2 separate regions of the Homo sapiens genome follow, and region 1 is linked to region 2. A link is an interaction called in ENCODE POLR2A ChIA-PET data of the cell type or tissue named here. Cell type or tissue: PC-9. All regions are shown on one strand. Each heading gives the region's core, and the rest is flanking DNA. Links, peaks and the distances in the headings are about the cores only. Region 1 overlaps SPECC1 (sperm antigen with calponin homology and coiled-coil domains 1). Region 2 has its middle 18 kb from the start of CCDC144NL-AS1.

The links. ChIA-PET counts read pairs that join two places held together with the same protein. Peaks named below come from ENCODE experiments on the same cell type or tissue, not always from the same donor. Only the 100,000 strongest peaks of a DNase experiment are listed, where the experiment ranks them.
Region 1: POLR2A ChIA-PET joins it to region 2 with 6 read pairs; 1 of 35 experiments calls an interaction of 5 or more read pairs at or near these places.

What each region holds. Positions count from the first base shown.
Region 1 is chr17:20,166,706-20,181,978 of GRCh38, reverse strand. All of the region lies in intron 3 of SPECC1 (sperm antigen with calponin homology and coiled-coil domains 1), which reads right to left. Among named protein-coding and RNA genes, the nearest start is that of SPECC1, 160 kb to the right of the region's middle. In PC-9, for the core only: no CTCF peak of the experiment used is centred there; a DNase peak (open chromatin) is centred at 7,178; H3K4me3 peaks cover 629 bases; H3K27ac peaks cover 3,821 bases.
Region 2 is chr17:20,843,165-20,858,437 of GRCh38, reverse strand. It overlaps the pseudogene ABHD17AP6. Among named protein-coding and RNA genes, the nearest start is that of CCDC144NL-AS1, 18 kb to the left of the region's middle. RefSeq lists a silencer at 14,448-14,567. In PC-9, for the core only: a CTCF peak has its summit at 9,379 (motif pointing right); a DNase peak (open chromatin) is centred at 6,728; H3K4me3 peaks cover 1,670 bases.

The sequences.
Region 1 (15,273 bases), core at 5,030-10,029, 680 kb after region 2:
AAAATTCTGGGGAGAATTAGTCTCTTAAGCAGGCTACTTGGGAAGGACAATTTTATAACATTATATCTACCCACCCTGGAACATACTGCAGTTTCTCCATTATCTCAGGTCTTGTTTTATGAACCACAGTAAGATTTAATATTTATTCACTTTATGTCCTATAATTTTCTAGTTTAAATTACTCCTAGATATTTTATGGTATTTGTGAATTGAATTTTTTTTTCACGTTCCAATGCTAACCAGTTATTGATGGCATAGAAAAAAGGTATTTTGTTTTTATATTTATCTTATATATAATCACAAATTCTCTTATTCTTAGGTCAAGTTTATTTTCCTCTTTTTCAGTATTTAAAACAAAAAATGTTTTTGCCTTATTGCATCAATACCAAAACAATGTTAAATACTAGCAATAATACTTCAGGTTTTATATTTTTTCTAGAAAACAATTTGTGAATTTATATTTTGAGGGGAAATTGCCCACTTCCTCCAGAGTTTCACAAATATTGCTGCAGATTTAATTTTTCATTTATTCCATACCTATAACAATGGATTCTTCTTTGCTAATACTTTTTCCTTTTTCCTTTAATCAAGAATAATTTCCATTATTTGCCTTTTCAAAGAACTAGTGTTGTTCTTATTTATCTTCTCTACCATTTTATTTTCTATTTCATTCATTTCAGCTTTTACCTTTCTCTTTATTTTGTACTTTTTTCTAGTTTCATAAGTTGAATATTTCGCTCTTATATTTTCAGTCTTTCTTTTCTTATACTAATAAAAGCATCTAAGATTATACTTTTTCCTGACTATAGATTCAGTTCTATTCTACAAATTTTGATATCAAAAGGCTTCTATTTCTTTTATTTCTAGATGATTTATAATTTGTCTAGATTTTCTTTTGGTGCAGAGATTATTTTACAACAGTGGCTCTTAACTCCAAGGTAGTTTTTGTTGTTGTTGTTATAATCATCTCTTTTTTTTTACCACTAATTTCACTGGACTGACAGGACAGGTTATTGCATACAAAAATCAAAATTTTCATATTTCACTTTTTGTTTTCTGTGATAAATGACATGATCAACTTCTGTAAATACTCCCTAGACCTAGGGGAAAATGTACATTCCCTGTACATTTTCGCAATAAATATGTTTGCAACATATGCAATACATTTGTTGCATATGTTGTTTCTAACCTCTATACTTTTGCTTTTTTGTTTCAAAGGTTGAAAACTGGCAGGCTGCAAGCAAGCTACAAATATATTTTGTTTGGCTGGCAAAGTGCTTTAAAATGTATGAATTTCAATGCCTTTAGGCAAGACATGCATTATCCAGTTCGCTGTGCAATTCCCACCATCCCTGGTCTCTCACCATATAATTCACATATTCATGCCACCCACCGGCCCCTGTGAGCATCCAAGTTGGCAATTTAGCTTAGCTGACCCGTCAAATTAGAAAAGACACATAATTAGCATCTCTTAGTAGAATATGTTTCTTACCAAATTCTTTTGTTCCTGGTGTTTGTTCTATGCATTTTGCTGCTTAAAGGCAGTTATACTTTATATTTTTGGTTTCTACCAATATATAGTACCTCTTAGTCCTGTTCAATGCTTTTGTTCTTGCATCTTGCTCTGACACTAATATTCTGGACCTTTGTTTTTTAATAGGTGAGTTTAGCTGATGAGTATTTACTGTGGGGCTGCTCATTTGGCTTTACTGTTTCCACTTGATTTTGTTTACTATTTGTTAACTCATTTCATCTTTTTCCTCTCCTCGCTTTTGCTAATTTGATATTACTTCTCTTTATTCCTTCCTGGCCTGCTTACCTCTGTGCTCACTATCATCCTTGATCCCTGTTATTTTGGGAATACTATGTTTTACTACTTGGTTAGTAGTTACCTGCCATTTCTAACACTCTTAATTAAACCTTCATCCAAACTAAATAACCATGCCCCCCAGTCCCACACCAACAAAGATGAAATTTTTAGAGGAATTTTATATCTGAATGCCTGCAATCCTAGTTCAGGATTTTGCTGAGATGGTCTAGAATTTTTAGTTCCACGCTATTTCCTAGATGTTCCAAGGCAGTACGATCCTTCCAAGAATTCTTACTTTACACTTACATTCTGAATCTTCAGCCGTGTTAATATCTTCCATTTATGTATGCAATGTTTCCTGCTGCAACATTCACTGCTCTCTACTGTTACTTATATTATTCATTTTCTTCTATCTTCATATTTCTATTCTGAGCCAATTACCAGCATCCAATTGGACATCTGAATATTTGTTCAAATGAGATGGATGAATCCCTCATGGCTAAAAATATTCTTCTTTTGCCCTGGTTCGCTGAATTATATCTGGGCAAGAGTACTTGATCTCTGACATTCTTTCTGACTACCTAGCTTTTGAACCCTTCTTTCCTAAGCCTGGGGACTTTCCCACCTTATTAGTCTCAGTTAAAGGTAGGGTCTACCTCCCATTAAATAAGCTAAAAATGCCAGCTGCCTGCCTTCTCAGTGCCCCCTTGCAGCTAGGAGGCCCCCTTGACCCTGCCATTATTTACACCTGTCCCAGACTTTGATTCAGGAACTAATGCTGCAAAGCAAGGACTATGATGGAAAATGCTCACTGCAAGAATGGTAGCTGCAGCAAGATCAAGATCCCAGAAAGCAGTGGCCAAGGCACTCACTGTAGACTTTAGTGCCTGCAGCATCTGGTGCAAGCTACACTGTCTACGCCCAGGAACACAGCAGCAGCATCCGGCCTGGGCCAATTCTGTGTAAGATTTGATGCGCTGTCCCTGGCTGCAGTGCCTGCAGACATCTCTCTCTAGCCCTTCTAACAATTTCACAGCAACTCAACATCTTTAAAAATTTATTAGCCAACCAAAATCAGCTTCTGTGGCATGCAAGTAAAAACCCAGGCTGATATGTCTGAATACAGAAGATTTATATTAGTTCCTTAGAGTCAATAATCCATACAGACTCTATTCTAGCTTCTTTGTGAAGTGGGTAAGAATTCCTATGGCATCCCAATTTCCCTCAAAACAGACCTATCTTCCTGCCTAGAAGTTGACAGGATTTCTATCTTTATTGCTGCAGTCCAGCAATTGTCTTTTAAAAAAGAATTCCATGAGTCCTTTCAATCTGAAGTCTAACATTTTATTCAGCTCAGATGGGTTTCTTCTTTTATAATACGATGTATTTTCCATCTGTTACTTTGTCCCCTTCTAAGAATCCTATCATTCAATTATTAGGTCTCCTACATAGATCCCTTAAGCATCTTACATTTTTCACCTCACAATATCTTTGTTTTACAAGACACTCCTTCCAGAAAATTAATTCAGTTCTCAACACAGTCTGTTACCCTTTGTATTTCATCTAGTAAAAGTTTTAAATCAGGAGTAATCACTCTTTAAAAGTTAGTACTTATTTTTCTGGTTAATGCTTTCTTCTGCCTCTCTGATTTAGTTATGCTTGTTGTGAATGTTCAGCTTGATATCTCCATCTCAAGTTATTAAACCCCCTTTTAAGTGGATCACACTATTTCTTTGCTAAATGTGGGTTTGGCCCTTGGCACCCACACAAATCATCACACAGAGAAAAACACAGAAGTTTCCACTCTAGAGCCCAGGAGTAAATGAAAGGGCACACTGGGGTCTCCTCCACCTAGACACGGGAACATTTCTACCTGATCTCACGTCTCAAGAGAATAAACAGAGGAGAAGCACTCCTGCCCTGAGGAAACATTCAAAAACTTAAACACAGATCTATGTGTTAGTATTATTTAAAATAGAGAGGAGTCGGGAGTGGTGGCTCATGCCTGCAGTCCCAGCTACTAGGGAGGCTGAGGTGGGAGGATTGCTTGAGCCTGAGAAGTCAAGGCTGCAGTGAGCAGTGATCGTACCACTGCACCCCAGCCTGGGTGACAGGGCAAGACAGACCCTGCCTCAAAAATAAATAAATAAAATAAAATATGGCTGGGTGAGGTGGCTCATGCCTGTTAATCCCAGCACTTTGGGAGGCCGAGGCAGGCGGATCACGAGGTCAGGAGTTCAAGACCATTCTGGCCAACATGGTGAAACCCCGTCTCTAGTAAAAATACAAAAATTAGCCGGGCGTGGTGGCACATGCCTGTGGGCCCAGCTACTCGGGAGGCTGAGGCAGAAGAATTGCTTAAACCCAGAAGGCGGAGGTTGCAGTGAGCCGAGATCGCGCCACTGCACTCCAGCCTGGGCGACAGAGAAAGACTCTGTCTCAAAAAATAATAATAAATAAAATAAAATACAAAAATATTGAATCTAACAATGAAGGATTAAATAAATTATGGTAATATATACAATAGGATATTATGGAGATGTTAAGGATAGTTGAGAGTATTTAATTACATGAAGAAATGTTGATATGCCGTTAACTAAAGAATTCAAGATATGAAATTTAATATACAGTGAGGTTTCAACTGGGTAAACAGACACACAAATGGCTCAATAATGACACTACACAGAAATGTCAACAGTCATTATCTCTGAGTAGCAGGGCTTTGAATGATTTTATTTTCTTGATCTATTTATTTGGTTTCTTCATTTTCTAGAAGAAGAAAACTACTTACACAATCAGACAAAAATTTATAATTGAAAAGCCACCAAAACAACTCCACTGGCTCCCCTCTCTTTACAGGATACATTAGAAGCTCATTATCACAGCACATTCTAGTTTTAACCTACAATTTTCTTTGCCTACCACTCTCCTCAATATACCCTGTGTCTTAGCAACATCAAAGATTTCACTATTCCTCAAAATTGCTGGATTTTTTTTACAAGTCTATTTCTTAGCAAGTGTTGTTTCCTCAGCCTAAAAGCCTTCCAAACTTCCCTGGCCTCTTCATCCTTTAGGACTCAGCTCAAACATCTCTCTTCTATCAAACTTTTCCCAATGTCCTCAGAAATAACTGCTTCCTTGTCTGAGGTCCACACCTTTGGCTCAGGGTACCGCTGTGCAAGTCCCACCTGCACTATGCTATGATAAAAGGTTTACACATCTACCTTCCTGCAGCACACTGAATAACAATCCCCCAAATATGTCCACATCCTAATCCCTAGAACCTGTGAGTATGTCACACAACAAAGGGATTTTGCAGATGTGCTTAAGGATATTGAGATAAAGAGATTATCCTGAATTCTCTGCTGGGCTCAATATAATCACCAGGGTTTTACAACAGGGATGCAAGACAATCAGGGACGGAAAAAGGAGATGTGATGACAGCCCAAGAGGTTGAAGCAATATACTCTGAAGAGGGAAGAAGGGGCCACAAGCTGAGGAATGCTTGTGGCCTCTAGAAGCTGGGAAGGCAAGGAAACTGATATTCCCCTGAAGCCTCCAGAAGGAACACAGCCCTGCCAGTACCTTGACTTTAGACTTCTAACCTCTAGAACTGCCAGGAAATAATTCTGCATTGTTTTTGAATCCACTAAATTTGTAGTTATTTGTTATAGCAGCAACAGGAACCAATACACTCCCTGACTACATAAATAATACCTTAGAGAAGGCAAGAAGGGTAGTGGGAGAAGGAGAGGGACACGGAAGTAGGGAGAAGCACCTGTCTGCATTTGGTGAGAAATGAAATGTTGCCTACCCTCAAGTAAAATGACTGAAAAGTAGGAAAACGAGGCGGAGAAGACAAAAGAAAAAGAGAAGGGGTTAAGATTTTTTGAAACTAACATTTTCTGATAATTTATTTAACATTTATTAACATTCATTGAGAACTTATTAACTTCTGGGCTTTGTTCAAAGAACTCCCTAAGGAAATACTAACAGCCCCATTTTACACAGGAGGGGAATGTAGCAAGCAAGCAAGAAACTAGCCTGCGATCCTACAGCTAGTAAATAAAGGAAGCCAGGATAAGAATTTTCGCTCCAGAAAGCATGAAGAAAAAAACTTCTATGCAGAGAATCTGCAGAAATTTGCGCATTTACATAAGCCAAGGGGGCTGAATATAGTTTAAATCAGGCCTAATTCATTTAAAAAATACTCTCTACTCAATGTGCCATAGGTCAGTATGGTTCTCTTTTATGAGTAGTTGAATTCACACCTGGATTCAAATCCCTTGGCATGACACAGGAGAAGTTCACAGACTAGGAATGCTGCACTAAAGCCTACCCTACATGTGCATCCAGCCCACTGTCCCACCCGGCAGAGGCCCAGGCCCCCTAGGGACCTGAGCTACAGAAGTCCCAGTACTTAATCTCCAGGAGCAGAACAGTCATGGGTACCCACATACCCAGCAAGGCCAGTGTAGTAATAGTCCTTCAGAAAGTCAACCAATTTTCAGTAAGATGTTTAAAGAAAAACATCTTTGTTAAAAGGGAAAATGTCACATCAGAAAAGATTGCTGTCACTTGCAAAATAATGATCACTAGCAATACTGAACACTACAGAAAATCCAATCAATGAATGAGAAGACCGACTAAGAATACTGAAATGAATAGAAGTTTTAAAAATTTAAGAGACATAGAGGACTGAAAAGATCCAATACAAGTATAACAGGAAAGCCAGAGAGCCAGGAGAGGGCACACACAGAAGAAAAAGTAATGGAAGAAAACTTGCAGTAAACAAAAGCATTAAAAGATTTTAAAGGGAGTGCCAATTTCTAGGCAAAAATTAATAAAATGGTATTCACGCTTAGATGATGATCAACTGCCTGAATTCGAAGTGCTGTGCTGGCTTAGGGCAAATGACTTATGAGTGGAGGTGGTGGTGAGGGGTTCTAACGTGATGATGATGGCATCAGGAGCTTTGGCATGACTACATCCCCTCTGGGGGCTGCAGGCTGAAGGTCCTGGGCCCACAGCATTACCCCAGAAACAGAGGCGCACTTTCTTGACAACTGGCCAGGGCTCTCCCGCCAAAACTGAGCTGCGGAGCACAGAGGCGGCCCCAGGCTGTCCAGGGGCCTCTGACCCCACCCTCCACACTGCAGGGTGAGCCTGACCTGGCCTGCCCACCCACCACAGGCAAAGAGGAGGTTAAGATTTTTTTTGAAACTAACATTTCAAAAAATTTTGACCAAAATTTTGCCTTGGTCATTTTGACCAAGGCAGAGGGCTTGGTCAAATGAGGTGCCAGGAAGCAGGCCCTGGTGAGGTCGGCAAGGAGCGGAAGAAAATGAGTCAGGTCTAGGCGCTGACCTCCTGAGTCAGCCAGGCTGAATGCCGGCGGGACCTGTGGTCAGCCAGGGAGCCACCTCCCCGAGAATAAACTTTTGAAAGAAGAAAATACTCGGTGAGTGTTTGAGATGTATAAAGGAAATGAAGGGCAAGACTGCTGGAAAAGGCAAAGAAACAGATTCTCTGCAGACTCCCCTCCAAGACTGATGGGGGGGAGAGACTGATGTGACCACCTGGTCTCCATTTGGGACACGGTGAAGGCCCATTCCAGCTCAATCCCCTGGGACTGAAGAGGCAGCTATCGCAGCTGCATCCATCTTAGCTTCTCCCTCTGCCCAACCGGCTTCCCTCACCCCCTCATTGGTACTGTTCCCAGAAGCAACCCCCATAAACTCTGCACACAAATCTGGGTCTTGAGTCCTGCTTCCCTGGGAAGTAACCAGGAAGATCAATTATCTCCTAACTGCATATTTACAGTATATCAATTTAATTTTTAAAATTTATTTTATTTAAAAATCACCTTTATTGTAATTTAAATTCCAGTATTATAATAGTCTTTTCTTTTTTTAAACAGGGGTCAAAACTTCAACTGCCAGCCAGGTGTAGTGGCTTAGGCATGTAAACAGCACTTTTGGAGGCTGAGGCAGGTGGATCAATTGAGGTCAGGAGTTCAAAACCAGCCTGACCAACGTGGTGAAACCCTGTCTCTACTAAAAATACCAAATTAGCCAAATGTGGTGGCACATGCCTGTAATCCCAGCTACTTGGGAGGTTGAGCAGGAGGATCGCTTGAACCTGGGAGGTGGAGATTGCAGTGAGCCGAGATCACACCACTGCACTCCAGCATGGGCAACAAAAGCAAAACTCCGTCTCCACAAAAACAAAAAAAAAAAACACCAAAAACTTCAACTGTCTATAGAGCTAAATAGGTAAATAAATGTTTGCAAGAGCCAAGTAAAGAACAAAGGGGCTGGCAGAAACTGCAGCAAGTGGAGAACTCAGGCCCAAAATGTTATAATTCAAAAAACTTTAAACACTGTAAGGCAAATGAATTTTGCCAATTTGTGTCCTGTGGACTGTACTTTCACAAAGACTGAATCAGCATTCACACAACTTTGCACTTAGCTTTGTTCATGTACCTTTATGCCCAACATTTCACCACGGTTGAGGTCTAATCCTGACAATTACAGTTTAAAACGGCAGTCTACACACTCTCCAATAAGGCAAGTTGCCATCATTACTTCGCCATTCCTTTATGGTTGAGATGGCTAGACTGCTGGGAGGCGACCTAGCAATGTTATAGTGATAGTGTCATTGGGGGTATACTGAATGTCACCATAATCATTTGTGAGCCCAGGTTTATTTCTCTAAATTTAGCTTTCCAGCACTGCTCCTGATACATATACAATAAACATGGCACTTTGATAAATAAAAGTGACCACAGCTGTCTCACAGATAATAAAACCATCTTAATGTTGCACAAATATCTTAAAGTCTGGAGAGAAACTTCTTTGGGAGTAATGGTCAAAGCTGACCATTTCACCTAAACGTGAAATAAAACAGAAACCTTTAGGTCAGCTAACAGTCTGCATTCTTTTCATGCCAGGGCAAAGGCTAGACTTGTATTCTAGTTATTGTTTCCCTGTGTTTCCCAGAGTGGACTGTGCATCCTTATTTGGAAATTTTCCTTTCTGGCCCACAATTAGGGGAAAAGAAATAGTAAAATTCAAAATGCTTTATAGTCTGGACTCACTAGAGCGTACAACAGAATTATATACTTCTAAAAATTGGAAGGGATTTCATAGATGTAGCCCAAGTCTTCATTTGACCAACATGAAAATCCATCAAGGTAAAGAAAGGAGGCAAAATGCACCTAGAGTGCCTTTTCTCTGAATCCAAAGTTTTGTCTAACAGTCCAACCTATCACCTAGGAAAAATGAAGCTTGTCATCCACTTATAATCAGGCCTCACCAAAGATCTCTCCTGTATCAGTTCTCTTCAAGTTAATCGCACACACCGTCTCATTTTCAAAACACTCAGATCTGACTCTTACAGCCTTGAGGGGTAAAGCAGATTAAAACTCATCAAGGGCTAGTGGGCACAGAGCTTACAGCACACTTCCATGTTTCTTCCCCCTGGCTTCAGTCCTCACTCTTCCTCCCCATGTCTCTCCCAACCCTCCCAGCACCTGGCTGCCCCTCCCATCTCACGTCCTCCCACGCTGGCCTGCCATGGGCCCTCACATAGAAAGAAGCCTGAATTTGTCTGCTGGCAAACCCTGGCTCAGCCCAACCAAGCCCTGGGGTTTATTCTGCAGTCACAGCAAACCAGGAGACTTGCCCCCTGAGAGAGAAAGGGAAAGGTCTACCTGAAGAGGTGACACTGGACTGAGACCTGAAATGGTTAAGTAGGAGACAGTATATTTTATCTTCCAAATTGGGGCACTTTTTGAGAGTAAAAATAACAGGAGTAAACTGATCCACAATCAGGTGTTAACTGGAAGTATCCTGTGCAAACTGGGCCTTGCAGTCAACCCATGGAGGATCAGCTGTAACACGCTGAGAGAGGAGCATCCAGGCACAGAGAAGCCCATGCAGGAGCCCTGAGGCCAGAAGGGGTGTGGTGTGGTACAAGAAAGCAACAGAAAGGAGGCCCACACACCTTCCACAGGTGCCAGGGCAGGGGAACAGCACCTGACCACATGCTTGTGCAGTGACACTTTATCTAAGACTCAGTTCTATGGCCACTCAGCTACCTGAGATAATGTCATCAGCGGGAAAAGGAAGAGAGCTCCAGAGAAGCTCAAAATGACTGTGCCCTAAACTCCACACCTGCATACTACTAGGAGAAGCACTTCTGGTCTGTATACAGTTCTGGCAGGTTTGGCTACCAGTCTCCAGGCACACAGGAACAGATTAGAGGCAGCAGATAAGAGAGGAATGACCAGAATGCTGGCAAGCACATGACCATGGTGTGGGCTGACCACAGCCATCAAGAAGCCCCAGAGCATCTCCAGAGTCAAAGCTGGTACCAGAATTCACATTAATAGGGATGAGACCAGCCTGAGCAATACAGCAAGACCCTACCTCTACTAAAAATTTAAAAAAATTAGCCAAGTGAGGTGGCACACGTCTGTGGTCCTAGCTACCCGAGAGGTTGAGGCAGGAGGATCACTTGAGCCTGGGAGGTCGAGGCTGCAGTGAGCCATGATTGCACCACTGCTCTCCAGCCTGGGTGACAACGCAAGACTCTGTCTCAAAAAAAAATAGGAATAACCTAAGTAATGAAAAAAACAGTAAATGAAAAAGGCATGTTTGTGATACTTCAAGCCCTGTTTTCTATCTGAAAGGGTTAGCATAAGGTTCTGGATACCAAAATTTACAGAAGAAGTCATTTTAATGTATAGTTTACACTAAAATTTCATCATTGATCTGATTACTGGTATCTCTTGATTTGCAATCTTTCTTCTTTCCCTTATGATTCAAAATCCCTATGAAAGCATAAAGCACAGGCTGTCAGGGAAGTTGTGCAGGAGGAACACAGAAACACAAATACAAACAGGCAAACAAAGCACTCAGAGCCACATACCCCTCTCACTCATACTTTGTTAACCTGCAAATACAGGCTGTTATATGACATTTTTGGTCCAGTTTGGAAGTATATTAATTCCATGTATCTTCAGCATACTATAACATACGACTGAGGGGAGAGCAAAAGAGGCCAAAATATAACTATAAACAGATAATTTTCATAACAGTTTTTTACCACTATGAATAGACTCTGTTTATCTGCTTACAGATCAAAAGGTTAGACTGCTTATAATGTAACCTTCCAAGATTTTTTTAAAATTTGGCTGCTTGTGCTAGAGAGAAAAGCAGGACCAATTAGAGAAAGAGATGAATTCTCTGGCAGATAAAACAAAGGGGATTTTCAAGGGCTTTGGAGGTGGTTGGTACCAGTTCTTTACTAGATATAGTTTCACATAAAAATGTATTACTTTATCTTTCTAGGTTTATCATAAACCGTAATCTTAACACTCAACCATAATTAGGCTTAATTTGGAACAGGAAGTTGGAAATGAGGGGAGCATAAAAGAAAAAAGAAAAATTTTTCTGAAGTAAAAGAGCAACAGTTAAAAAGGAAAAATAACAGAGAAAGAATGATATTGGTAAAAGAGTATTTACAAATACTTATGAAAGACTGAGGGAAAGGAGACCATGGTGATGTTAGGTCTCTGGGACAGGGATGAAAGGAGACAGTAGGGTGGGCAAGGTCCCAGTGATACCTGCACCCCCCTGGGAGTTCCACTGGCTCAGGATTTCTGGGTCACTTTTGTAGTGGTGTGGGGTGAGGAAAAACTCTTATGGACAAGCTTTCTGGAAGTTTGTGGTACTAAAATAATTTCTTTAATCCCAATATAAAACATTTGGCCAACCACATTCGTTTTGAAATATCAAACCTACTTTCTCCTGAGAATTCAAAACTTTCCTGGAAATACAAGGGACAGCTGCCATCAATTCATTAAAACCATACATTTTGCTAAGGACTCTGCAGAGTGTTGGAGACCATGGAGATGGCAAAGATAAACATGGATCCTCAGACAGTTCTTACTTAGCTGGAGAAGCAACCAACTGCAGCACAATGTCCATGTGAAGGCAGATGCCAAACAACACACATCCTGGCTAAGCAAGAAGGTAGCGGACAAACTGGACGGAGGAGGGCAGCAAGGGCAATGGAACAGCAGAGGCTGGGTCTGGTGGAAGGACAGCCCTATAAGTGTTTTTGTCCTGTGACGGTAAAGTCTTCAGGATACCTGGAACCCTTCAAAATTCTCAATATTTTAATGTTACTTCTATGATACTACATAGGCTGGTTTGATCTGATTGGAGCCATATAAAAAATTTTTGTAAGTAAAATAGAATTCAACAAACTAGAAATCCCGTACCTAAAGCAAATTGGCGCAACACATTCAAGAGGTAAAATCCAAACACTTCTCTGAGTTAGAAATGTTTAAAAGTCTGGCCATGAGCGGTGGCTCATGCCTGTTACACCAGCATTTTGGGAGGCCAGGGCAGGAGGATCCCTTGAGGCCAGGAGTTCGAGACCAGCCTGAACAACAGAGCAAGCCCCTGTCTCTTGGGAAAAAATGTCTAAAACCATAAGATCACAGAATGTTAAAATTATCAGGAACTTTAGAACTAACCATGCACACATACCCTTATTTTATATATAACGCAATAAGGGACCAAGAAAAATTAATGCTGTTAATTCACCTTTCATGTTAAAAAAAAAAAAATTCCAAAAGGAAGATTTAGAAAAACCTGACACAGTTTATTGTAAGGTGAAGATATTTAAATCCATCAAATCATTCTATCTAAAAAGAAAAATAGATCTGTGTGAATGCCCAAAAGGCATTTTGGAAAATTCAGCAGCTATTTCTGATTTTCAGAACTATAATATATAATGATAATTCCTCCACTTAATGGAGGACACCTACCACATCAACACCAGTGCCTCTGAGGAGATAGTTTGTATCTATGCCCCTGAGTAGATAGTTTATAGCTCCCACAGAGGCCTTGCACACTTCTTATTTCTTCCTCAGGTTTTATACATTTTGTTCATAGTGTGAATGAAACCTTTTAACAAACCATTGTGGCCAGAGTGGCTCACGCCTATAATCTCAGTACTTTGAGAGGCTGAGGTGGGTGGCTCACTTGAGCTCAGGAGTTCAAGACCAGCCTGGGCAACATAGTGAAACCCCGTCTCTACAAAAAATACAAAAATTAGCTGGGTGTGGTAGCGCATGCCTGTAGTCCCAGTTACTCAGGAAGCTGAGGTGGAAGGATTGCCTGGGCCTGGAAGGCACAGGTTGCAGTGAGCCCAGATAGCACCACTGTACTCCAGCCTGGATGACAGAGCAAGACCCTGCCTCAAAAAAATAAAATAAAATATACCATCGTTTCTGATTACTAACATAAAACTACTGTTACATATACATCTACATCATATAAGCATACACATACATATCTGAATCATTCAAGCATACAAGCACACACATATATATCTGAATTTATATACTCATTTCCAAGCTGGTTACCTTACTAAATTGCCATAAGTTCTCATGCTTTTTCAGTTGATCTCCTTGGTTATTCTAACAAGAGAATTCTAGTATCTACAAATAATGCTAATTTTTTCTCATTTTTTAATAACCATTTTTTTAAAATCTTACTGGTTTGGCTAGTATATTTGAAAACAGTGTCATACAGTCTTGTATGGGCACCACTGTTTTGTCCCTGACCTTTATGGGGATGTTTTTAGTTTCCTGTTAAGCATGGTATGTGCTGCTTTTAGAGCATTTTATTTATCTTCAGAAAAGATCCAGACTATTCCAACAGGAATTAAATGTTTATGAGGTAGATGTTAAATTTTATTAAATGCATTACTGACATACAGTATGATGTTAATTTTTATCTTTAAATGTACTGATATTTCCAATTCTATTTATATAATAATATTTTTGCATTCTTAGAATAAGCCACTTTTTAGCCAATGGTGTAATGTTTTTTTAAATGCATGGTTGGATTAAATGTGGCTGATATGTCAGTTAAGGAGAGCATCTACATTAGTAAGAATATACTGTGGCTTTCTTTGTTCATACCATCTTTGAAAAGCTTTGGTATCAGAAACAGTATTAACAGTATTAGTACTACTTTTATCAAAACAAATCGGAATGCTTTCCATCTTTTCTGTACTTTGGAATATTTTTCAAGTTTCTATTATTTGAATATCACCTTCATAATTTTGGCTATATTTGCATTCAGCTGTCTTATGTGTTTAATATTTTTCTGCATAAACTTAATATTGACTAATTTCTTCTTTGACTTAACCTGATCCTAAGCAACAGACATAGATTAAATGTACAAGTTATAGTTTTTCTAGCATATGTTAATTATTAAATTAAGAAATAATCATCTGTACATATCTTATTATATCCTCTGTAATATGTAATATCCAATATCTTTGGGAAACATACCACATAACTTTAAATAGCACAGAAATTACATTTTTCTCATATATGAAAAACTTTACCTATAACACCATCTGGATTCAGGATTATTTGAGGAGGTATTTTCTTTTTGTTTTTGAGACGTAGTTTCACTCAAGTTGCCCAGGCTGGAGTGCAATGGCACAATCTCAGCTCACTGCAACCTCCACCTCCTGGGTTCAAGTGATTCTCCTGCCTCAGCCTCCCGAGTAATTGGGATTACAGGCATGCACCACTATGCCCGTCTAATTTTGTGTTTTTAGTAGAGATAGGGTTTCTCCATGATGGTCAGGCTGGTCTCGAACTCCTGACTTTGGTGATCCGCCCATCTCGGCCTCCCAAAGTGCTAGGATTACAGGCCGTGAGCCACTGCGCCCAGCTGGGAGCTATTTTCTTAAGTCACTTTGTGACATCTTCCAAGAATATTTTTCTGTCCAAGTGTTTCATTTCTTTATGAATTGATTTTGGTAATTTTGTTTTCCTAATTTCATCAAGATTTTCTATTTTTTATTCTAGTTTTTAAAAAATATCCAACATTCCTGATTATATACATTATATATATAGTATATATATAAACACATATATGTAGCTAACATATTACATACACTATATATAATATAAATTATATATAATATAATATATATATACACATTACATATATATAGCTAATTTGGGGTATTTGTGTTATCCTATTTCTTGATGAGTCTAACTAAAACTTTACTTCATTTGTTTAACAAAGAACATACTCTTAGGCTTTTTCTGCCCCAGCCTCCTGAGTAGCTGGGACTACAAGCAGTGCCACCATGCCCAGCTAATTAAAAAAATTTTTTTTTGTACAGATGGTGTCTCACTGTGTTGCCCAGGCTAGTCTCCAACTCCTGGCCTCAAGCGGTCCTCTCACCTCAGCCTCCCAAAGTGTTGACATTTGCCACCATGCCTGGTCCCATATAATTTTTGGGGTTGTCTTCTCAGTTTGCTGAGGTTTTTTTAATAAACAGAGATCTCTGACAGGGACAAGGCTGGGCTAGGTACTGAGGAAAGAGAAGAGTGAAACAGACACAGTCGTAACTTA
Region 2 (15,273 bases), core at 4,801-9,800:
TTGAATTCGTAGACTGAGTAAAGTAGACTTCCCCAATGATGTGGGTGGGTCCCATCAATCAGTGGAAGTCTTGAATAGAATAAGAAGGCTGAGTTTCCTAGGAGTAAGAAGGAACTTCCTCCTACCTGAAAGCATTGAGATGGGACATTGGTTTCTTCCCACCTTTGGACTCAAACTGAAACTTTGGCTTTCATTGAGTGTCAAACCTGCCTGCCAGCTTTCACACTGGAGCTATGCCACCATCTCTCCTGAGTCTCCAGATTGCTGACTGCAGATCTTGGGATGTCTTTTCCCCCATAATCATGCTAAACAATGCCTTATTTCATCTCCCTGTCTCTTTCTCCTATTGGTTCTGTCTCTCTGGAAAACACTGACTAATATGATCACCATAACTGAACTCCAGATTAAAATTATGAGAGAAGTATGTAAAATGTATTTACTTTTAGTAAAACAGTAACATTTCTACTTAAATTTTTTTTTGGAAGAAAGTAGCTAAGTCTTGTTTTCCTGTAAAAGAATGTAAATAGACATTTTGACTCATTGCTGGTTTTTTCTTGTCTCAACCTTATTACTTAGAAAATATTGTATTTGTTTTACTTCTGAAAACATAAATGTCTTGCTTTACTTCTGAAAACAAATGGGCAAATAATGTTCTACCTTCTCTTACTAGCAAATACAATTATTTTTATTTTTTTCCAAAAGAAACTTAAGTAAATTCAATCAAGGGATGTACTTCAGAGCATATTTTTGGTTAATGCTAATTTGTAATTTTATGTTTGCCTTTTTATATAGGGCTATTTAGATGCCTATATTATTCTGTTTTTACATATATTTATTGCACATTTTTAATTTAAAATTTTTCCTGACTACAACTGCATGTTATAAACTCCTTGGTACATAACATTTTTGCAAACAATATGACTTCTTAGAGAAAAGCTAAAAATGAAATTATTAGGTCAAAAATATTTTACTAATTTCATATGTGAAGGCTCCATTTTGATATATTAGGCAATAACGTATATTGTTAAAGCTTTCTTTTTTGGTATATTCCTATATTAGACTTTTTAAATTACAGAGTTAATTATCATAGAATTATAATATGCTTTGATATTTAATATTTGGATTTGTTTCTATTACTCCTGGACAAATTACCAAAAATGTAGTATACTATTTTAGTACATTATACCAGTATATTAGTATTAGTAAATCATTAAAATTAATATAGTATTATTTTCTGTTACTTTATTGTCCTGCCTCAGTGCCTCATAAGAACTTTGAGCCCAGAATTATTATCTCAGGATTCTTTGGCAAACTACTGTAATCAGCAGATTAATGTAGTTTCTAATGGTCTCCATCTCCTGGGATTCCAACCCTTGTCTAATACCCTCCCCATGGGTGTCAGCTGGATCCATAGGCTTGCTGCTGTTGCACAGAATACAGCAAACATGATGAGAGGTTGATTCTGTGATTAGTTGACAAAAGATGTGACTTCTGTCTTGGACTCTTTTCAATGGCTTTTTTTTTTGGCTTCGCACATTTTGATGAAGAAACCTTCCCATACTGAAGAGGCTCACATTATATGGAATTCTGGACAACAGCTGTCAAAGTACTGAATATACCATCAAGCATGTGAGTGAGATTGATTATAACTTGTGAGAGTCTCTGAATAGAAGACCCAGTTAAGCCATGCCCAGATTCCTGCACCACAGAAACTTCGAGATAATAAAGGTTTTTTTTTTTTTTGTGGTGAAGAATATGTTTCTCATCTTTTTTTAAAATTTCATTATTATACTTTATTTTGGGATAATTTGTTATGGAGGAATTGACAAATAATATAAATACTTTTGAAATGTAACTTTTTTATCTTAATAAACATTTAACAAATCATTTGAAGATGGATAATCACAGATACAATTTTTACCAACATAACCAGGACTTTTCTTGTAACTTTGACTAATAGATGATCGTTTGAACATTACCACTTTGTAACTGCATTTCAGACTATGATTTAGTTGAATCACCCAAAGTGTGTAATGTCTTTTAATGTGCACTATCAATTCTGTTCTGCCATAATGACCTCATTTTGGCTTCTTAACTATATTCATCTGAGTCTTGTGGGGTGACTCTCTGAAGAAGAATGACTGTTAATACCAAGAACTTCTGTTGTTTCGATAAATAACAGCCAGATTACAGCCAGAACCTCAAGGTTGAGCACAGCTGCTGATGTTTGGAATCCCAGCCCTTTGGGATTAATAGGCCTAGACAGGAGGATCACTTGAGGACAGGAGTTTGAGACCAGATTGGGCTTTAATGCAAGATTTTGTCTCTGAAAAAAATAAAATAAAATAAGCTGGGCATGGTGTCACATGCCTTTAATCTTAGCTACTCAGAGGCTGAGCCTGGAGGATTGCTTGAGCCCAGTAGTTGAAGGTTACAGTAAGCTACGATAACACCACCACATCCCAGTCTGGGTGACAGAATGAGACCCTGCCAAAAAAAAAAAAAAAAAAAACCAGACTTCAGGATTTCCATACATTTTGCAAAATTCCATACAAACTGCATGCAAATTTTGGGCATATACAAGTTTTAAAAAAATAAAATTCATGGGTCCTGTCAGACATTCTCAAATGTTAAGGACCAGAGCTTAAGAAGACTAAGATCAGAGCAAGGGGCCAGGCACGGTGACTCACACCTGCAATCCCAGCACTTTGAGAGGCCAAGGCAGGCGGATTACGAGGCCAGGAGTTTGAGACCAGCCTGGCCAACATGGTGAAACCCCATCTCTACTAAAAATATAAAAATTAGCTGGTGTGATGGCATGTGCCTGTAATCTCAGCTACTCGGGAGGCTGAGGCAGGAGAATTGCTTGAACACAGGAGACGGAGGTTGCAGTGAGCCAAGATTGTGACACTGCACTCCAGCCTGGGCGACAGAGGGACTCTGTCTCAAAATAAATAAATAAATAAAAATAAATAAGAAATCAGAGCAATGTATATTTCATAAAGTCAGTGAGACCTTTCATACATTTTAGGGAAGCTTTTTATAAGATAGAAACCAAAGGTCCATGTTTTAAAAGTTATTGATTTATTTATAGATATACTCAATACATATATACTTGTTGACTAGTATGTATGCTATGCTAGCAAATCAAGATACAGCTAGTATTGTAACCCAAACCCTAACTCTACCCACTTTAGTCTTTTTATCCTAACTCTCCCCTAACAGTTCTTACTGTGTAACAGGTTAGCTATGTTAGTAAGTGTGGCAACACATCGTAGTGGAGGAAGTGCTATAAGAGGATATCAACGCCCAATGGGAATATCTAGGAAGTGCAGCCAATGTAGATTTCCACAAGAAAGCTAAACCTTAGATGATCCAAGAAAGATAAAAAGATGCTAAGCCATAAAATGGAAGAAGGCAAATTATATGAACAGAAAATTGCAACTGCAAAGATGATGGAGTGTGTTACAATAAAAGCACAGAAGGCAAAGATTTAGTATGATTTCAACATATTTTGTATGAAGGGAGAAATTAGAAGTGACATGGAATGAGTAGGCAGAATACATTATGAAGGGTCCGTCATGTTTTTGAATTTAAATTTATTTTGTTTTACATTTCTAATAGAATCGGGAAAAGCTGAAAATCCGTAGTTTCTAATTGAATGTTTTAAGAATCCTGTTATTTCTTTTAATTAAAAAACAGTCATTCAAATGAAAATATATACATTCTACCTTTTATGCATTTTGCTTTTAAGATATTTGAATGATTTATTATAATTTTACAGGCACTTCTCTTTTTATTGACAATTATAATATGCCTTGTATTTGTTGTAATAACAGTTTTAAAATTATGAGTTAATATTTTGTCCACTTTTATTTCATATAAAAAATAAACATAATTGTTCCTGAAAATATAATCTCATACAATTTAAGTGTTGAATAAATGAAAAATGTTCTCAAACTGGAAAGTTATAATAATTCAAACTGAAGCCCTGAGAGATTCAAGGCTTGAAATGGCTCTTCGAGAATGGTAAGAGAGGCTTCAATCTTAAAAATATAACTTTATTTACAAATCATAAAACATTAATTGCTGTTTACTATATTTGTTTTTAAATTTCTTTCCCAACATAGAAAAATAAATTACCAGCTACCTCAGTTTTACCATGGACCAATCTAATTACCACATAAGATTTACAGTCTCTCTTTGCTTTGTTAATTACATGCAAAACCTGTATTTTGATGTTTTGGAGAGTTTAATTTGCACTTAAATCACAACACTTCAATTTATCTTATTCATTTTGAGTTGCAGCTCTTTAAATATTGAATCTGTTATAATATTGCAGAATAGCTCACCACACTAAGAAAATTGCATTCCCAGTCTCTTCCCCATTCAAAGCACTTGTATCTGCACAAGTTGTCAAGAAGGGGCCAACTCCTTGTTTCACCATATGCTTTCCTCTGTTGCAACAAAACTGAGATATGTATGAGGACAGGGATACAGAAGATGTCAATACATATTTTCAAAGAGTACATGAATAAGTGAATGAATAAATTAGGATCATTTGATGAGGATAGCCATCAAATATGTTGAACACTGATACTCAGAATTATAAAAATAACAGTCATCAAAGTAAAACCCTAAGCCTGTAGGTCGTAGATCTCATGTTAATTAGTTTACCACACAGCAGGATCTGACCTTCCTTTTGGAAGCTACCAATGCTGCTTTTGTCAAATTTTGAGTGGCTGAATCATGCTTAAAACACACATAAAATGCAGTCTTATAGTATGATAAATAAATAAAATATAGAGAATAGTAATTGGTTGAAATCAGTAAATTGTCTCCCTCTGATTACTCTATATGAGAAATCAAATTATAATCAGAAACAGGTTGAAAGTATAAAGGGGGAAGGTCAAGCTACTAAAGACAAGGAGCCAGCGTTCCCTGATGGAAACTAGAACCATTTAGAGGACAGGTAATGGTGTAGATGTCACCCATAGCAGAGGCAAAGGAGGAGGAACAACCTAGCTGTTACCCTTTGGGCACCGGCCGATTTCCTACACACCAGCTTTCATTGACTGAACCTGATCTGAAGCCAGCTGGCAAACGAACTTGAAAAAATATAATTTGCAGTTACTAAAGGGCGTCAAAGTATGCAAATCGTCTTAGAATGCAGGGTAATGGTCATTTGAAGACACTTGAATACTTTCATCCATTGTGACTCTGAGTTAGGAAGTAGACAGTGGGGCTTAAGGAAAGATTAAGTATTATCTTGATTGGAATTTCAAGAACGGGAAAGTCTAATCCCTTTCTTGTAAAAGACATCTTGATGGATTTCAACTAACTGAGAAACGAATCAGAATACTGACTCAAACCAGAGCTAAAGAGAAAAGTGTTTCTTTCTAAAAACCAGGTGTTGAGTTCCTTGGTAAGCCAATATTGGGTGTGCGCGCACAGAGTGGCCAGACCTCTCTCCACGCAGCTCTGGCTCTGTTCAATTCGGCAAGTGCACTCACAGCAGAACTGCCACCAATATAACGTCTTGACGATGGGCTCCAGGGTTTGACACTCAGCAGCGCCACCAGCTCTGTTTTCTCCCCAAGTAAGCCACTTTCTACCTCGCGAGCAGCAGATCGCCCTGTGCGCGCTATCCTTGGGGCGGGGAGGCCTGGCGCTCACCCAGCGAGCTCTACTGGTGCTGACGTCCGTTCAGGCCTTTAAATGTCTCTGTCCCTGCGCAGGAGGGAACAGACTTTGTAGCAGTCACTTTGCCCGAAGGGAGACGCGTCTCTGCTTTTGCAGACGGCAGCACCCCTGGCTCTTCCCAGCGTTGCGTTTGCCTCTGTCTTTGTCTCGAGTTTCCTGCAGGCTTTCCAGCGGGAGTTGCTTTTGGTATTCGCACCCGGGGCGTGAACCAACAGGACTCCCCATGCCTTGTGCTTTTTCAGTGGGTTCGAAGATCAGAGATTGCGAGGTGCGCTCGGTGATCGCTCAAGGAACAGGAAGCTTCCTCCCCCTGATTTGGTAGGGGGTGAATTTTTTTTTTTTTTTTTTTGAGCTGGCGAAAGCGTCCTCCCCGCTCCTGAAGCTACAACTTGTTTTGGTTTCTTCTCAGTTCTGTGTGTGGGTACAACATCAAAGTTTTTCTCCCTTACCCTTCCAAAAATCTATCCTTTTAATCCACCCTCCTCCCCCTGCGCTGTCTCCGCCAGGCCTTCTCGGTGTGCGGTGAGTGGATAGCGGGCGCGCAGTGTGGCAGTGGCGGCGAAGATTGGTGCTATAAAAGGGAAGGATCTGCTGCTGGGGGCTCCCTGGGTGACCCTTTGCCAGGCGAAAAGAGCTGGGTAAGGGCGTAGAAGAGGAGCTGGAACCTTCTGGGAACCTGGTGCCTGACACTGGATTTTGATCACCATCCTTATGTGTCTCTGATCCTTTTTTTCTCAATTGATAACTAGTCGAGAGAGAAGCGCTTGGCAGGAGCTCTCGGCGGGACCTAAGCTCTCTGGCTACTCGGGATCCCTATGTCTGCTGCTGCGGAAGGAGCAGAGGGGAGGACGCCAGAGGTTGCTTACTGGAGCCTGGCGGTAGGCAAGGGGGTGGGATCCTGATTCTCAGCCTAGATTCCAAAAGGGTGTCTGGTTTCATGGAAACATTCTTCTCACCCTCATTTGTCATCGCACACCCCACCCCCGCTTTTTGGATTCAGGTTCAGGAATAACCAAATCCTTGGCACCCACACAATGTGGAAGTACCTTTCACAGCTCATCGCCTGAATGTCTTGCTCCTTACATATATGTGTGTGTTTTGGGGGAATGTGAGCTTCTCAGGGAACTTGATGCCTTGCAGATTATGAGAATGTCAAACTTGATTTTATTCAGTTTCTTATAGGATGTGTTTCCTGTGGGCAAGAATTATAGGAAATAAATGTCAGTGTCATATACAACTGCAGTAGCAGCTCGGAAATCACCTTCATTTCCCCCCAAAAGTTTTCCCCATGCAAGTTTTCTTACTGTCCACATGTAGTAAATGGAGACTTGGCTTGTTCCATTATATGTAAACGGGGGGGGGTCACATCCTTCTCTTTTAAATTGGGGGATATCAAAGACATTAGAGTTTATCTCTTTTATCTCTCTCATCGTTATCTCTAGCTCTAGCCCTCTTTCTGTCTCTCACTTTCCTACCATCCTGACTTCTTTCCTTCTTTATCTTTTCTTCTCTTCCTTCTCTCCTTCCTTCCTTCTTTCCTTCCTTCCTTCCTTCTCTTTCTCTTTCTCTCATTTTCTTTCTTTCCATGTGCTGCTCATTAATAAATATAATGTGAATTTCGAGAGAATGGAACACTTTTGCAATATACAGGGATGATAAAAGACTTCTTTCCTACCTTGCCTGAAGTTTTTATTTAAGTATCTGATCCTTTTTAGTTGTGAGGTAATTTGAAGGATGACTGAACTAATATCTTGGGTGCAATTCAGCATGGTAAGATTTTGTATACAGTATGTTTAATTGTTCCCTACTCTTACACATTAGCTAATAACAGGAATTACATGAATTGTTAGAAAAGGCCCTTGATTTTTTGCAAACAATATTTTTGAACTGTGGGGAAATGTTAAAAATCAATATTACAATTTTCGTGGCAAGCATATGGATTCATAGGTGAAAAGAGAGAGCCAAGTTAACCTTAAGAGAGTGGTTTAATGAAAAATCAGTGCCTGGAATTTCATATCTGCATACAGTAATCAGTGAAATAAATGAACCCGTTAGTATTCAGATCTTGTTTAGTGCCTGAAGATGCTTAACAGTTGAGATTTACAACTCCTAACACACAAGATACTGGTTCAAGAGGTTCCAATTAATTGCATTCTAACAGGATGAGTGATTCCAGTTCTCCTAGTTCAAGAAGTATTCTATGAAATTTACAGGCTTAGTGTTAATGAAGATTTTTGTGAGGGAGGGTATCATACTTGCATGTTAATCTAAAAACTTTCCCTAGTATTTATCTTCTTGAAATTTTCTTGTTTTCTTCTATCAATGCCATTATTATTGTCATGGCTGTCCTATTAGAAGATGGGTATTCTTAAATACCAAAATTTTATCATTTGTATATTTGCAGCCTTGGATGGTGGCCCTTTGAGATTTAAACAAGGAAGCACTAATACTGAGGTGACGGAAATGCTTCAGCATTATTAAAATCTCAAGTTAAAAAATCAGTGTACTGATGGATTTGGTTAGATGATAGCTTTAACTAAACATTATGATTATCACTTTCTCACTGGAGAGATAAAAACTTTTTAAATTTATTCTCACCTTTTAATTTCATATATTTATCTTTTTCCCTACTGATGCTGCAAAGCAGTTCAGGTCACTCATGAAATTATACAAAGAGAAAGTAAATTTAACAGTGCCTACAATCATGTTTTTCTAGTAAATTTCTTCATTTCCATTAATAAAACTCCACAAAGGTAACATAAAAGTGAAAGAGATGATTGGTTACATTCTGAACCCAATGGTGAGTTTGGTGATTTTATTGAGTTTATTTTTGAAAATAACATCTCCATGAAATTCTTAATTTTTCCCACTCTTTCCAGCCTAAAGATGTTGGTCATTCATTACTGTGATCTTCAATCTGTGTGATGTTCATTGACACTGTGGTTTCAGAGTTCTAATTTCCCCCTTTTGTCCTATTTTCATATACAGTGCTATTTTACAGAACGTGTTTTTGTCATCATAAGCATTAGAGTTTTCTATTAATTAAAAAGTTTGCCCAATAACAGTACAGCATCACATATCAATAGACAAAAAGAATATTGTGTTTGCTTATTTTCTTCAAATAACCACTTTAGTCAACTGACATTTCCCAGTTGTCTTATGCTATATCAAAGTGTTGGCTGGCTTCTAGTTTAAACTATCTACATGTCGAAATTTAAAAAAAATGCAGCTTGCATGCTTTAATGAAATGTCCTCTCTAATAATGCATGTAATGGAATAATGTGAATTATAAACTTATTCTTTAATTTTATTTATTTTATTGAAACTCTAATAATCTCTTTTGATATTTGGTTGGTGTTACACTAAGAATTTGGAAACCTGGGGAAAAAAATTAGGAAACTAGTTTAAATCTCGGAAAATATACTTAACCTAAGAGAAGTTTGTTTTTGCTTCATATTAACCCCAAATCACACGCGTTATGATTGATATATTGAGATTGACACATAGTGACAGAGCATCCAGAATTTCTGCCATAGTTCAAGGGCTTCTTTGTAAAATAATTACATCACTGATAGCAAACACAATCAATTTCTATGTAAAAAAAATAAAGAATTTTGTTTTGCTGCTCTAGAAATTCATTTTCCTTTCACATAGCCTCTTTCCCCATAGGGTGAGAGAGAGAGTAGTCCACAGGGTGGCACTATTGTGATGCATAGTATTTTGAATAATTTTACCCTTGAGCCATCTTTAGCCACATTAATACTAATGGAAACATTGACTTTTCTCCAATGATAAATTTTTTGACACTTTTTTTTCTGCAAGCCAATGGATATCTATTGGAAGGTGTTAGTGCCCATTTATTGGCAAAAAACTGCCTTTTTAAAAATAATCCCCCAAGAGGATCTAGTAGCCACCACTCCTATCTTTTCTCTTCTCTCTTCATCCTCTGTGCTCTGATGAAAATCATATATCTATAGAATATATATATGTAATCTCTTAAATTGATTTCACATAAATCAGAAATATATATTTTTCATTAACTATAGGTTATATATATTCTCATCCCTGTCCTATGTTCATAGAATGAGAATGGCTCTTCTTCCACATACTACATTTGCATTTACATTGAATTCATCCATGCTACCTAAAAAAGTCCATTCGCACTAATAGTAATTTAATGGATTCCTTAACAGGATTGATTTGTGTTTTAAAAGAAGATCACTAGAAGACAAATCTTAACACACGTCTCCCCTGAAGGTTTTCAAGTCCTTAGACAAAATGAAAAAACAGAACAACAACAACAAAAAAACCACTACAACCTAGTCTCACAAGCCACAGCCACTTGTATGTAAGTCCAGTCCTATGACCTACTTAAGGCCTGCATCTGTTTGATATCCCATGTCTGGGAGTGCCAGAGCCTATTCAAAGTCTTCAGGTACAAATAAGAAACAACTTGGGTAGAAACTCACATTTTAACAATGAAACTGGACATTAACATTACAAAATATATAGAATAGGAGGTGGAATCCAGGGACTAGCGATACTTCGGAAAGGTCAAACCCATGTTCGAGAACATGTTTGAAAATACGGAGAACAGGAGGTGGAATCCAGGGACTTGAGATGCTTCAGAAAGGTCAAACACATGTTAGATCCTCTGTCTTGGTATGCCATTTCTTGGTATGCCATTTGCTCAGCTTTATGAGTGGGATTAGACTAGAAGACAGCTTTGTGGTACAGAGAGCAAATCCAAGAGGCAAGAGAGATCATGGTGCCTCGGTTCAGCCCGTATTTTCTTTAGGAGTGGGAGTGGGGAGAGGACATTTGCCTGCAGGTTTCTGGAGGTTTTTCTTTTGCCAGTGTGAGAAATTATTTTATGCTATGCCAACTAAAAGTTTGATTCTTGGTGAAAAGTGATTACTTTTTCTTTAATTCTTAAAAGTATTTCATGATTGTTTTGTAAGAATTGTACTTCTTTGGTTACTTTACAGTGGAATTCTTATGGTTGATCAGCCATTCAATTTAAATAAATTATCTTACATTTTATGAAAAAATACTCTTACACTAAGATGTTTCTGGACTGCATCCTACAGCTGAGTAAAGTTGGGTAAAGTAGAAATATTGGCCTATGTTTTAAAGATGAACAAATCATTGGAAATGATTTATATAACTATGTTTTTTCACTTTTCTAAAGTTCTTATTTGTGAATGACTCAGTTAAGTCTCCACCTCTTTTTCAGTGTTGAATTCCTTTCAAGAATGAAGCGAGGAAGAGAAAGGAAGTAGAATGATCAGTTTTGACTTAAGATATTTAACTATGGGCCAGGCACAGTGGCTTATGCCCGTAATCCCAGCACTTTGGGAGGCCAAGACTGGATCACTTGAGCTAGAGTGAGCCTGAGCAACATAGTGAGACCCTGTCTATATAAAATGTATATATATAATATATATAAAATATGTATTATATATTATATATACATATATGAATATATAATTATATATAATATATACATATATAAATATATAATTATATATAATATATACATATATAAATATATGTTATATGAAATATATAATATATGTATATAAATATATAATATATACTTATATACATATATGTATATAATATATACTATATTATATATTATATGTATATAATAAATATATACCATATATTATATGTATATAATAAATATATACCATATATTATATATTATATATATTATATATACATATAGAGAGAGCGAGAGTATATTTAACTATGAATGATCCTTAAAAAGGTTTTCAATGTCATTTTCTCATTTTTTATACATTCTTCAAATCAGAAAATCATGTATATGTAAGTATATATGTCCACATATACATATGATGTTAGAGTTTTTTCCTATATTTATCGAACTTTTTTTTTTTTACAATTACCACATGTACCCTTTTTCACCTTAACACAGCATTCCCCAAACTTTTTGGCACCAGGGACCAGTTTTGTGGAAGAAAATTTTTCACAGACCAGGGATGGCTGGGTGAGTGGGTTGTGGGGATGGGGGTATGTGAAACTCTTCCACTTTACATCATCAGGCATTAGTTATTAGATTCTCATAAGGAGTGTGCAACATATATTCCTCACATGCGCAGTTAACAGTAGGGTTCCTGGTCCTATGAGAATCTAATGCCGCTCTGAGTTCTGACAGGAGGCGGAGCTCAGGTGGTAATGCCACCCAGCATTACCTGTCCCGCAGGTCACCACCTGCTGTGAGGCCCAGTTCCTAACAGGCCATGAGCAGGTAACTGGTCTGCAGCTCCTGGGGTGGGCGACCCCTGCTCTATGGTGTTTTCCACATTGCCAACAAGGACAGACTTTTTTGAATAACTAATAAGTTATTAAATAATCTGTGGGCTTCACTCAAAATGCTTCTATAAAGAAATTTTTAAAAAGACAACTAACAAACAAATAGGCATGTTAGAAACCCATAATATTCCAGTTTTTATTTCTTTGCTAAAACATATAAGTTAAATTCTATTCAAATTATTATCTCTACTGTATATTCTCATAGATTCCAATATGTTTAGGAGAGTAAAAATTGAGTTTAGCAATGTTGTGATTTAGTAATTTGATGAAACAATAGAATCTAATTGCTGTTTAAAAATAGTTTTCTAACATAAACATATGTATACAGAACAGTTTTTACTAATGCATTATGTATTAAATTAACATTTGTATGACATGTTATGTTCTTTAAAATGGGTTCATAAATATGACAAAATTTTAAATTATTTTTAATTTTAAAGGACTTTAGCTGCAAAGATGCATGCATGAATTTGAGCTGATATCATTTGAGTTGATTTTATATAGTATTATTTAAAAATTTTAGGAGCATTGAGTTCTTACAACTTAATATAATTGAAAAAATATATTAATTATTGTACCACTGATAGATTATATATTATTTATGGCTTTGCAATATACTTGAAAACCTAGTACTTCATGTTTTTAATTGTCTTCTTATTTCTCTAAGAAACATTCTACTAAATTATTGAAAACGGAATTGGAAATTTTTAGGGTGCAAATATTCAAATTTCACACTCAAAATTATTGTTTTCCTCCTAAAATTCTAAAAGTTATAATAAGTAAATGTAATAATGTAATAACTAAAATGTGACATTATAATCAATGGGTATTATGATTTGCTCTCTTTAAGGTTCTGAAACGTATTAACTAAAAAAAGTAAATACTTTAAACTTCTGTAGATGTGTATTCTTGCTATTTTGTACAGATGTGAGGGAATGTAATTTATTCTCTATTTTTATAACTAGAGCTATAAAACATATAACCTATGCAAATGCTTGTAACACACATGCAAAAAAAAATAATAGTTTTCCAAGAATGCCTACAATCCCCAGGCTTCTCACAGTTGTTCACTCAGTGAAATATGTTGTGTGTTCTTAGCTTTACGAATGTTTTTCAATTGGTATTTAGAATACATCTGGACCACGATATACTGATGACATTTGGCATGTATTAAGAAATAACAAACCCATTTTTAAACACCCTATTTCCAGAAATAACAGGTTAAATTTGGTGAAACAGTACAGTGAATCTGTATTTTTAACTGGGGGCATATGCTTAGGCAAGGGCATATTGGTTATTATAATGAAAATAGAGAAAGGGATGGGCAAGAAAGGAATAGTACTCCCACTCATCTCCAAATGGGAAAAGAAAGACTATAGATTTGGGAATTAAGTCTTAGAAAAGGAGATTAACTGTGCTAGGCAAAAATTTAATTAATAAATAAAAAGTTGGCCAGTGCAGACTTACTTTAATGAGCTCCAAAATAATTTAAAATGATATCATTCCAGTTTAATAAATATTATTTGTGACTTCTACATTAGATACTATATTTTCATCTGGAAAACTATATTTTTCTACATGATAAGTAATCAAAAACACATATTAGAAATTTTAATTGTATATATTTATCTGTTCAAAATAACTATAAGCTAGAGAATTTAGATATTAAAAAATAATAATGAATTATGTTATAATTATTTTGTGCCAGTTATTACTTTACATTACATTTATTAACTCATTTGATTCTTGTAACTTTACAAACTCCTAGTATTTTCTAAAGTTATTGCTAGCTAGGCATTTTATGTTCAGGAAAGTTTAAAACTTTGTCCAAAATTTCCCAGTTAGAAAGACACTGATTGTGGATTCAAATCAAGGGTCCAGATATTGTGTTCTTGATTTCTTTTTTTTTTTTTAATTTTAAATCTTTAATTTCCGTTTTCACGTATTTTCTTCTTGCTTCCAAAAGGAAAGGAGTGCGTAGCTCTGTTGCCTGTACATCGTCCACAGCCCCTGGGTCGGGGCGGGGTCCCCCGGGCCGCCCGGGGGGTCCACATGCAGCCCCTGGGGGGCCGGCGCGGGGTGAGGTCCGGGGGCCGCCTTATTGCTGAGGTCCGGCCGGTTGGGGCCGCCGCTAGGCGCGCTGGCTGGGCAGCTCCTGGGAGATGAAGCGACGCAGGCGCTCCAGGTACTGGCTGTAGAGCTCGATGTCGTTGTGCCCGGCGCCCTCCACCCACAGCGGCTCCACCGCCTTGGGGCAGCGCTCGTAGAGCGCCAGCCCGTGCGAGAAGTCGATCACCTCGTCCTCCGTGCCGTGGATGATGAGCACGGGCGACGTGATCTAGGACACCTTCTCGATGCTGCGGGAGGGGCGTGGAGCGGGTGAGACTTAGCGCCCGGCCCGGGCCCCGCCCCGCCTCCGTCCCCGCCCCGCCTCCGTCCCCGCCCGGGCCGCTCACTTAGGGAAGGCGTCGAAGCAGTAGGTCGTCTTGGTGTCAGGGAAGGCGACGCGCATGCCCGAGGTGAGCGGCGAGTGCAGCACCACCGCGGCACACTCGTAGCGCGAGGCCAGGTCCACGGTGGGCACCGTGCCGATGCTCTGCCGGTACAGGATGATGCTGTCCGGGCTGATGCCGTACCTGGCAGCGCCGGAGCAGGGTCAGCCGCGGCCTCCGACGCGCGCACACCCTTCCCACCAGCGGGCGTCCCCGGGCCCAGCTCCGGATGCGACCCTCCAGTCTCCCCACTCAGCCAAGTCAGTGGGTCAGGCCCAGGCTCCACACCAGTCCCGAGGGCCACCCCCAGCCCCCAACACCGCGGCGGTGGGCGAAGCCAGCGGCCCCGCCCCGTTCCCTGCGCTGCCGTTCACTGGCGTTTCCTAGCTAGGATCTGCAGGGATCTCGCCTACGGAGTGCCCCTGGGGCGGGGGTAGGGGAGGCCCTGGCGCCTTTCCTCCTCCTGGTCACCCCTAGGTGCACACTGGGAACTGTGTGGCCCCCACATCCTGAATGCTTCACGCCTTCCTGCCCGGGTTAGAAAGCCGTTCCTGGTGCACTGGCCAGGACAGCGGACACTTCCTCCCTGCAGCCCTTGCCCACCCCCTTGGCCATGAGGAATTCAGGCAGCTGTGTCCCCAAATGTCTCCACCCAATTTTGGACTCTCGGAGTCCCCACGCCCAATGAGATGCCAGTGCAACCCAGGTCAGCATCGAGGGTGGTGGCTGCGGAGGT